2 separate regions of the Mus musculus genome follow, and region 1 is linked to region 2. A link is a contact called in ENCODE Hi-C or POLR2A ChIA-PET data. All regions are on one chromosome and are shown on one strand. Each heading gives the region's core, a stretch centred on a gene start or an enhancer-like site at or near the end of the contact. The rest is flanking DNA. Distances are from core to core; before and after follow the strand shown.

Region 1 (5,109 bases), core at 660-3,159, 38 kb after region 2:
TCTTCTTCTTCTTCTTCTTCTTCTTCTTCCTCTTCCTCTTCCTCTTCCTCTTCCTCTTCCTCTTCCTCTCCTTCTCCTTCTCCTTCTCCTCCTCCTCCTCCTCCTCCTCCTCCTCCTCCTCCTCCTCCCTCCCTCCCTTTCCCCCTCCTCCTCCTCCTTAATACACTGTATGTATTTCTGTTCCTTAAAAAAGAAAACCAAAGGACTGGAAACCAGCTCAGTGGTTAAGAGCACCTGCTGCTCTTCCAGAGGTCCCAGGTTTGGTTCCCAACACCCACATGATAGCTCACAACTGGAGTCTGTAACTGCAGTCCAGGGGATCTGACACCTCTTCAGCTCTTGGAGAGCATCAGACAACCACATGGTGCATATACATATATACATACATACATACATACATACATACATACATCATGCATGTGTCAGGTCCCAAAGAAACTCAGGGCAAATGGCTGGCTATTAGCATACCGAAGCACACACAGCCCTCCAGGCTCACTGGTACTTGTGGCTCTTCTCACCCCAGCCCCTACCTAAACCTCTCAATCATAGGGACTGCTTCCCTTCCCGCAACTTCCTTTTCCTATGTCGCCCCACCATTACAGACTCTGCACTCTCTTGGTTCTTTTCCCTTTCCCTTGGTTCTCTTGGCTTTTTCCTCTCTTGCACCGCCCCTCCTGCCCCGCCCCTCTCTTGGCTTTTTCCTCTTTTGCCCCGCCCCTCTCTTGGCTTTTTCCATTCTTGCCCCGCCCCTCCTTGCTCCTCTCTTCTCTTCCTTCCTACTCTATTTTCTCTCTCCTCTCATGGCCCGGTCTTTTCTGCTGGCCATGTTCAATCTGGATGTGTAGCTTCAATTCCAGGGGTCCACTTCCCTCTCTGGTCTCAGGTGACACCAGTCATGCTGACATACATGCAGGCAAGAGACCATATACATAAAATGAAACAAAAAAAATAGGGGCTTGGAGAGATGGCTCAGTGGTTAAAAGCACTGGCTGTTCTTCCAAAGTACCTGGGTTCAATTCCCAGCACCCACACGGCAGCTCACAACTGTCTACACTCACGTGAACACGCATGTAGGCAGAACACCAATGTACCGATATACATAAAAATACAAATAAATACATTTTAAAAGTTAAAAAATAAGTGAAAACAAAAACACAACTGAGCCTCCCTCACAAGCACCAAAACAAACAACAAGACAACAGAAGAAGAAGAAAAAAAAAAAAACCAGAAAAAAACCCCCACCTCTCCATCTTAGAGAAAATGTTTTGCTTTTGTGGAACACTAAGAGGCAGCTTCCCCACTCCATTGTATGCATTTTTTGACAGTTTCAGAAACAGGGAGAGCAATCCTGTCCCACCTGAGACTTTTAACGGAGCTCGTGGGCTTTAGATTTCATCCATCTTTCTCAGCAAAGGCACGGTTTATGTTATTGGTTTGCCCTGAGGACAAGCGCTGCCCAGAGCTAGGCCTTGAGCCAGCACCCACATCTTCAAGAGACAGCACCGGAAAATTAACACTGGTTTCATTGCTCTTCCCTGGGCGATGCCTCCATCTTCTTTTCTCAACGTTTTCTTTCACTACTTTCCTTCCTCACAGACAAACCACCCAAGCCACAAGAAGATTATATGTAAGTTGGGGTAAATACACAAATGTAGTAGCTTAGTGCTTGAAATAGCCCGATTGTGATTGACCACAGAGAAGTATGCGTCCCAGTAGACAGGCCCAGGGCAGAGTGCCAGGCTCATTCCCTGCCTCTTTAGGCCTCTGTTTCCCTCCTATCACCACTCTTCCTACCCTGCCTTCTTGCTTCCATCCGGGAGCCAGGATCCAGCCCCTTCTCGCGGTCCTTGCGGACCTGCCCCTCCCCCGGCTTTTCCCGGGAATGCAGGACACTGCCACAGCAGTGTCCACTTCCCGTGCAGACTGAGACTCCTCCCTTCTTCTGCATGTCCCTCCCTACCGGGTCAGCTCCAGGGCGTCTGCCTCCTGCTGACTTGCTCTTCACCATTAGACAAGGTAGGTGCTGGTCGCTGGGGACAGACAAACCTGCTGGACCTTGCCTGTGGCTTTGCAGGAAAAGGGCTTTTGCTGGTGCAGATGTGAGGCGCTTCCAGGATCATTTTCCAAAATGAGCTGCCATATATACTGTCCTGGCAAAAATGGCAAGGACCACAGCCAGCCCTAGGTGCCCACCCTTGACTTCTGAGGATATTTTTCTGTAGGTATTCAGATGTTTGCTTTTAAAAACAGCTGAGAGTTTGTAGTCAAACTCACGTCCCTGAGAAGAACCCTTCTTCCCTGACCTTAAATACTATTTTTAGGCTGGGCATTTTGATTATATTGTTGTTGTTGTTGTTGTTGTTGTTGTTGTTTTGTGAAGATGGAATCATGAACAAACTGAGCATATTTGCATTAAACTCAGTACCCACGTCTGGCAACAGTTCTTCTGGGTGGATAGAAGCAAAGACAGGCTGTCATATAAGAATATGACATCCTAGATGGTGGGTGGATCTTGCCAAGACAGTGTGGTTTTACACTCCATGGCCACTGGGGTTGGCCCAGGTCCTAAAGAGACTGGCCGATGCAGTTTATATCCACTTGCTGACAGAAAAGGACACCTGTTGTCCCCAGAGTCCGTTTAAAACAAGGTAGTCAGAATGGAGCCCTGGGCACACACACACCACGGGACAGCCTGCTGGGCCTGCAACAGAGAGAACAGACCAAAGGCATGGCAGTGATTGGCATGATTAAAGAGGTCTCTATGTGCCGCTTAGGTCTAGTTTTCTATCTAACGCTGTCCAAACCGTGGACCTGCTGCAGACCGTGCACATGGTCAGGAAAACTAAGTACTTGGGGGAGGGAACAGCAGAATCACTCAAGGCTAGGAGTTGGCTCTGCCTTCCTCAGGGCAGGACACAAAATCAGGCGCAGTGAAGTTTCTACAACCTTTAACCTGGCAGGCTGCCAGCCCCTCCCTCCTTAAACACCAGCTTTCTACAGGATCAAACTTGCCCTTGTACTCTGAGCCCATGTCTGTGACTCCTTTTTGCAGGTACTTCCTGCTGCAATCTTGTTTGTGCACTCTGAGCTTGTTAAGGCTCTCTATCTATCTATCTATCTATCTATCTCTATATATATATACTTCTTTTGGACAAGTTCATTGTGTGATCTGACTTCTGAGCTACACCAATCCTCAGAGCTTTAAATCAGGAAATCTGTACTCTGAGACATGCTTTCTTGCTGTGTCTGACTTCCAGGGGGCAGGGAAAGTGATAGAGTTTTGCTCCTAAAAGACAGCCTTCCACAAAAGGTGAACATTCATCCAGGTGTAAACAGCCGAGGGTTTATGGTAGTCACGACAGAGGGGACTGATGTTCTAGCTGATTCGAGAAAGATGTCACAAAGAGCAGACTTAGATCCAGCAAGGGAAGACCCCAGGAAGGTGTCTATGACACCTATGACAAAGGAGACATGGAAAACCCTTGGAGGGGATGAGGGAGCCCTTGGTGGAGGTGAGGTGGCCCTTGAAGGGGATGAGGTGGCCCTTGGTGGAGGTGAGGTGGCCCTTGGAGGAGGTGAGGTGGCCCTTGGAGGAGGTGAGGTGGCCCTTGAAATTTGCCCATCACACCTACAACAGGAATGTAGGTTGTGCTCAAGCTCCTTGTGTAGCCAAGGGCAACCCTGAACTTTTGCCTTTTACCTCCTCAGTGATCAGATTACAGGTCCGTGCCACCATGCTGTATTTGAGGTCTGGCGATTGAATCCAGGGCTTCATGCATGCCAGATGAGCACTCTCTCCACCAACTGAATGACCCCAGCCCACATTGTCCTTTGCCTTGTCATTTATAGAGAGATTTGCCTGAGGGGGGCAGGCTGGTAGGAGCAACAAATGCCCTACTACAGGAAAAAGCCTGTGACTGATAAATTTGCAGTGTCTCCCATGAACAATTATGGGGAATCTAGTACTTTGTGCCAATAGCCATCGTCCTGGCCAGACATTATCATCAGGATGTTGTTCTTAGGGCAATGGTCCCACAACAAGTTCCCTGACTTTAGGAGGCTCTGCCAGTGGGGATTATGGACTTGCTCTAAGGGTATGTGTAGCCTCAAACACACAGTTAATGAGCCTGCCCCAAGTCAAGAGGAACAGGAACCCCACCACTCCCACGAAGGACCCGATACTGTGCAGAAGAAACCACGCTTCCTCGCAGAGTGCCCTCCCTCTGTGGCTCACTCCCTGGCTCTCTCCCATGGATCTGAATTTTGCAATTCTTTGTAGGTCACGGGTTATTGGTTAGGATGGGAGATTTCCAAACAGTGTCCTCCTGCCTGTTATAATCAATCCCCTTCCCGCTTCCATCGAGAAGAAAGTTTGTATCCGTGTGAACTTCCTCTCACCTTCTTGAGGGCTCATACTCCAGTCAGTTACAGCATCTCCCCCCTTTCTCTCCTGTCACCCCAGGTGTGAACGTACCGTGGACTATGGACATATCAGAGTGCAGAATGTTCTTCCACAAGGTGGCCTTCTAGAAAGAACGGCATAAACTATTCTAAGTGAAAATACCCGAAAGCAAGGGCATGGAGGGATATCCTGGCATGTCCATGTTATCTCTGTAGGAAGGGCAAAGGCCTGGGAGGAATATGGTAGGCTTTTTTCACATGACTAAAGACGTATCCATCACCAGGGGCCTTTCGTCATTGTACTTTATTTGCTTAAGCTAACTATAAATGTCACCTTGTGTTTTGTTGGCTTTGGTAATACTGAGAGTTGCTTTGTGCTGCACTTGAACTTGCAGGCCTGAAGTCCCATGGTTGGTTTGTCCCCATTCAGATCATTTGATCCTTGAGACTTAGCCTTAGGGGCCACGGGGCTCACTGATCATTTTTTGGTCTGTACGGGAGGGAGGTTCCTTGCTTTATCCCGAAGCTTGTCTTTTAGAAAATGTGTCATGGGGAAAAGCAAAAATCCTGAAGGCAGACCCAGAAACGGTGGGATGCCGAAGGCCAAGCGTGTGTTCCCGAGTCTTAGCCTGAACCCCCACAGGCTGGTCTGTGAGTAGGCATTGCCTACCCTGTCCAGAGCCCACTTGGCTCCTGCCTCACAGGCTG
Region 2 (4,910 bases), core at 1,220-3,719:
TAATTCATCCTCCAAAGGAAATGACAAAAACAAGTTACCGCACTCTGGAACACTTGACGAGCCTCATGAACCATCTCTCCAGTTCACTTATGAATAACTACACGGGGTCTGACATGAGTGACTCTTTCTCCTGCCTTTGCCACCTGAGTGAACTTGGGCAAGTTGCTCATCCAAATTAACCTTTAGTTCCTTCACCTGTGTAACAGCAGGTTGCTTCCTTCCAAAACCTGAGAGGTACTACAGTGTTAGTAAAGGGAAAGCACTCTGAGTCCTCACTAAGTGATCAGTTACTTTGAGTTCAATATCCAAATTGATTTTTAAAACATCACTTATATCTTATCCCAATAAAAAAAAAGTACCTTCAAGCACTAGAAGTACCATTTCCTTCATGACATCACACTCAGTTTCTCAATTCCTGAGTTACTAATACCTGTGGTCATTTCATAAATCTGTGAAGTACTAACTGCCCAGGTGGAAAAAAATCAGGTTTTCATATAATATGTCAGTGCAAAGCCAAGTAATACAGATGCTAGATTTAGTCATTAAAACTTAAATCAAAGGAGATTATGTGTAGTTGAGAGCACTTGTTCTTACAGAGGACCAGGTTTTGAGTCCCAGCACACATGGCATTTAACAACGATTAAATACATATGAGCAAAATACAAACAAACTCGAATCAAAGCCAGGCATGGTAGTACAAGATGCTGAAACAGAGGAGTATGGAGAACTCATTTCAAAAACCAAACAAAACAAAGACAGGCACTGAATATAAACGGCTGTGAAACCTACAGAGATGTAAACACAAGATCAACCTGGGCGATTGTTAATCCTCAACAGTTTCTTTCCCAAAGTTCTGCAATGGCAACTAGCTTCACTCATTGAATAGAACCGTACTGTAGCATAATGAAGTGGCAGCGACAAACAATGAAAATAGGGTCAACTGTTTCTTACCACCCGTGTGAACCTTAACCAAGCTATTAAATAAGCCTACATTTCCACAGCCACGAAAGGTAACACACATCCACCCCGCAGGGCTGTCGGGAACGTCAAAGTGAATCAATCCTCCTGTGCATATTTTGTAAACAATACTTTTTTTTAAAAAAAATCAACTCATCACATTATTACTAAACTTTTTATTACTCTAATGACTTCAATACAAGTGCTTGATGGTTCGATTGCATGTAAAGTCGGTAAAATAAAGCCTGAGGTTGAAAAGAACGCTCATTCGAACAAGAATATATCTAAACAGTAAGTATCTGCACTAGTAAGTACATGATCAATAATTTCCTCTACAGACTCACTAATACATCAGTGCCTCTAAAAACTGCTTTAAAACACTTTGCCACAACGTCAGGTAAGCGGCTGCTTTCTACACCCATGTGGCTGCTTTTCTTTCGTGTTCTCTGCTAATTCAAAACAACCGCATCCAAAGTACACGTCCACAAACAAAACAAACAAACCCTTGCTTTGTGGTGACAAGGATTTAGAAGAAACCTAAATATTCGCCTTTCCCTCCTCCAATAGTCTCTAGAAACCGTCCCCTCTCGGGTCTGGTCAGTGCAGTTAGGGTAAGGCAAACAGAGAGCAAGATTTTGCAGCAGGGGTCAGTTCAGTCCACTCAGCAGTCGTCACCTCGCGGGGTATTTTCCGCGAAGTTTCAAAGTCAACAAAGAAGTTGTGTGGCAGAGGTTGGGCCTACAGGACAACAGCAAACAGACTCGAACACGGAGGGGGGAAAAACGAGTGGGGGAGGGGAGTGGAAACGCCCCCGGACTTCGCACTGCGGCCCCCTCCTCCGCGGACCGCGGGATGGCGGTGGCCGGGGCCCCGATCTTCCACACCGTCAAGTCCCCGGCAGCCCCACGCCTCGGGCACCCTATGGTCTCCAGCGCCCCACTTCCCGACATCCCCATGTCTCGAGCACCCCACGTCGCGACACCCCCACGTCCGGGATGTCCCACGTCCCGGCACCCCACGTCTCGGACACCGAAGTCCTGGCACCCCAGTGTCCCAGCCGAGGCTGAGTCCTCGTCGCCCGCGGGAACCGGCGGGGGGCGCGCAGAGGGTCACCTTCCGATCCGAGCCCGCTGGAGGACCAGCTCGAGCCGCGCGCTCGCCCGCCCGCCCGCCCGCCCGCCCGCCGGGCAAGCAAACTGCCCGCGGGATCCGCCGCGAGCGCCTCGGCCCGACTGGAGCGCGGGCGCCGCTGCAAGGGCGCGGGCGCCGCCGCCTCACCTTCCTCGGCGGTGTCCATCTTGTCTGGGGGGCGGCGGTGACGCAGCCGCGAGGCGCCCGCGACCCGGCAGAGCCTCGGGGCCCGAAGGGAAAGGCGGGCGGGCGGGCGGGAGGAGTGGAGGAGGAAGAGGACGCGGGCCGGGCAAGTGCGTGCGCTCGGGTGCGAGAGGAAGCCGGTCGCGGGCGAGGGGGACAGGGACAGCGACTGACAGAAAGCGAGCGCCGGGGAGGGGGGAGGGGCGCGCGGCCGAGCGACGGGCCTGGGCGGGGCGCGCGGCGGAAAAGGCGGGGCGCCGGAGCGCTGCGCGTCACATCCGGCGCGCGCCTTCGCTCGCGCTCGCGCCGGGCTCGCGGAGGCGGGGGCGGGGTGCGAAACACGGCCTGACTGGTGGCGAAGGCTGCGCGCGGGATGGAGACTGAAAACCTAGAGGCAGGCGGCAGGCACCTCGCGGAGGGGCGGCTGCGGCGGCGGCGGCGCGGGCGCGTTCCGGGACAAAAGGAACGCGGAGCGGCGGGAGCGAGCCCGGCGCGCACGCCCGCCCGCCCGCCGGAGCGGGTGTGGGGGACAAAGGGTCCCAGCTTGGGGTACCCGACCGCCACTCCCGGGGCGTTCAGAGTCGGCCCCGGAACGAGCATTTTTGGTTCCGCTCTTGAGTGGTTCTGAGGCACGTCTGAAAGAATTACAGAAGCATCCCTAAGATGGAAAAAGACGAGCATCCAGGTTATCAGAATCTCTCCTGGGGAGGCTTATGCAATTGAGTGGAAAGACCACGTCTTCACAGCTGAAAGCCAACATTGAATCTACCTCTAAGGGAAATGGGTTCAGATGGCGACACAATTAAGGGAAGCTTACCTGGCCAGAACTAAATGGCTGATGAAAGAATGATGAAAGACTCAGACCTGCTCGCATCAGTAGGCCACCTTCCTCACATAATCCTTAGAGCTTTCTCTAAATAAGATAGTACAGATTAGAAGAAAAGTGTTTCCAACCCGGATGCTTAAACGTGCACATAACGGAAAGTAGATTCAAGAAACGGAATTTTGGCCGGGCAGAGGTGGTGCATGCCCTTAATCCCAGCACTTGGGAGGCAGAGGCAGGTGGATTTCTGAGTTGGAGGCCAGTCTGATCTACAGAGTGAGTTCCGGGACAGCCGGGACTACAGGGCTACACAGAGAAACCCTGTCTCAAAAAACCAAAAAAAAAAAAAAAAAAAAAAAGTTATGTGACTGTTTTTGTTTTAACCCCAGGTGTGGGATATGGGGCTGCTTCAGATGGGCCACAACCGTTAACTATGATTGTCTCGTACTCTAGGAGGGGAGTGATCTAAATGGCAGTCTCCAGAGCAGTGGGAGGTGCTTTGAGGAAGAAGAAGTGGGGAGAGGAGGAGGAGGCAGAAGAGAAGGAGGAAGCAGAAGAGGAGGAGGAGGTTTTTGGTTCCTGCTGCTCCTGTTGCTGTTGCTTAATGAGACGTTGGAGATGCCCTGTTGTGGAAGATTGGACTGATCTCAAGAAACTCAATGCCCCTAATGATCAGGAGTAGTCAAAAAGGTCTACATCCCCCTTTCCCTCTAACCTTCCTTCTCTTCTACCTTGATGTACTAGAACACAATAGAATAGACCAAAAAAAAAAAAAAAAAAAAAAAAAAGCCCCCAACAGAAGACAGTCCCTGTAGGTTTGTCTTTGAGATTTCTCACAAAAAAAAAAAAAAAAAAAAAAAAGCTAAGTTTAGCCCCATGCAGATGCTCAGCTCCTGATTCCACACACACTGGTATGCATATCACCTTCATCCTCTGCCCTATCCTGCGCAGCTTGCAGCAACAGGAGTGAAGAAAGGATATGTGTCACACAGAAAAGCTGAGATCTGTGGACCATGCTTACTCTTGTGAACTGGCCTCATGATGCCACAACCCAGAACCTGGCCATGCTTACAGTGAATAGCAATGGAGGTAGGAGTAGGCTAGACCTGATAGGAGTCACTGTAGCAGATGGTCTCACACTGCAGTCATCTGGAGGTAGGAGAAGGCTAGACCTGATAGTCACTGTGACAGATGGTCTCACACTGCAGTCATCTGGAGGTAGGAGAAGACTAGACCTGATAGTCACTGTGACAGATGGTCTCACACTGCAGTCATCTGGAGGAAGAAGCTGCAGTTACTAGTTTCTGCACACACTGGCCAATTGTCCGTAAACATACTTGGACCAGAGGAAGACCTTGCTATGCCTCTGAGCTTCACCAACAAGGAAAGTTTTGTCAGTTCCCATGGTTCTGATACACTGGGGTCCTTGACATGGTTGTGTCTTTGTCGGCAGTGCACACTTGCTCAGGACTTCATCCACACCCACACATCACTCCCTACACACCAGTAACCGTGAGATCCTCACACCACGTGAAGCTATTATGCAGGATGACATGGTCTTGAACCTACAAAACCAAGCTAGGTAAGCCTCTTCTCTCTTCCCCATCCCTCGCTCTGGGACATGGTCTCACCATGTAACCTTGGCAAGCCTAGAGCTTCTTTTTCTGTGTAAGCAGCTTGTGTCGGGTGGGTATCTTGTTATGGGATGACAAGATGACTCAGAGAGGACACGTGGGAAGACACAGTATAATTTTTTGAGCATGAATGATGACAATAGCAAACTAATAATAACAGTAATTAGCCAAAGTTCCTATTA

What was found. Hi-C counts contacts between places; a loop is a spot of excess contacts on that map. ChIA-PET counts read pairs that join two places held with the same protein, here RNA polymerase II (POLR2A).
Region 1: a map of gastrocnemius shows a loop between it and region 2 (2.5-fold over the local background). The contact joins the promoter of Cmbl here to the promoter of Marchf6 in region 2. A Hi-C loop is called at or near these places in 12 of 37 maps with a recorded cell type or tissue (adrenal gland, gastrocnemius, heart and 1 more). POLR2A ChIA-PET finds 5 or more read pairs at or near these places in 3 of 5 experiments (Patski and embryonic stem cell).

The regions. Positions count from the first base shown.
Region 1 is chr15:31,566,924-31,572,032 of GRCm38, forward strand. It overlaps Cmbl (carboxymethylenebutenolidase-like (Pseudomonas)), which reads left to right and starts at 1,910. Exons shown (of 6, transcript NM_181588.4): 1 at 1,910-2,016.
Region 2 is chr15:31,528,568-31,533,477 of GRCm38, forward strand. It overlaps Marchf6 (membrane associated ring-CH-type finger 6), which reads right to left and starts at 2,470. Exons shown (of 26, transcript NM_172606.2): 1 at 2,236-2,470. The coding sequence starts at 2,254. It overlaps Gm41287 (a long non-coding RNA gene), which reads left to right and starts at 2,537. Exons shown (of 3, transcript XR_875101.3): 1 at 2,537-3,370; 2 at 3,548-4,676.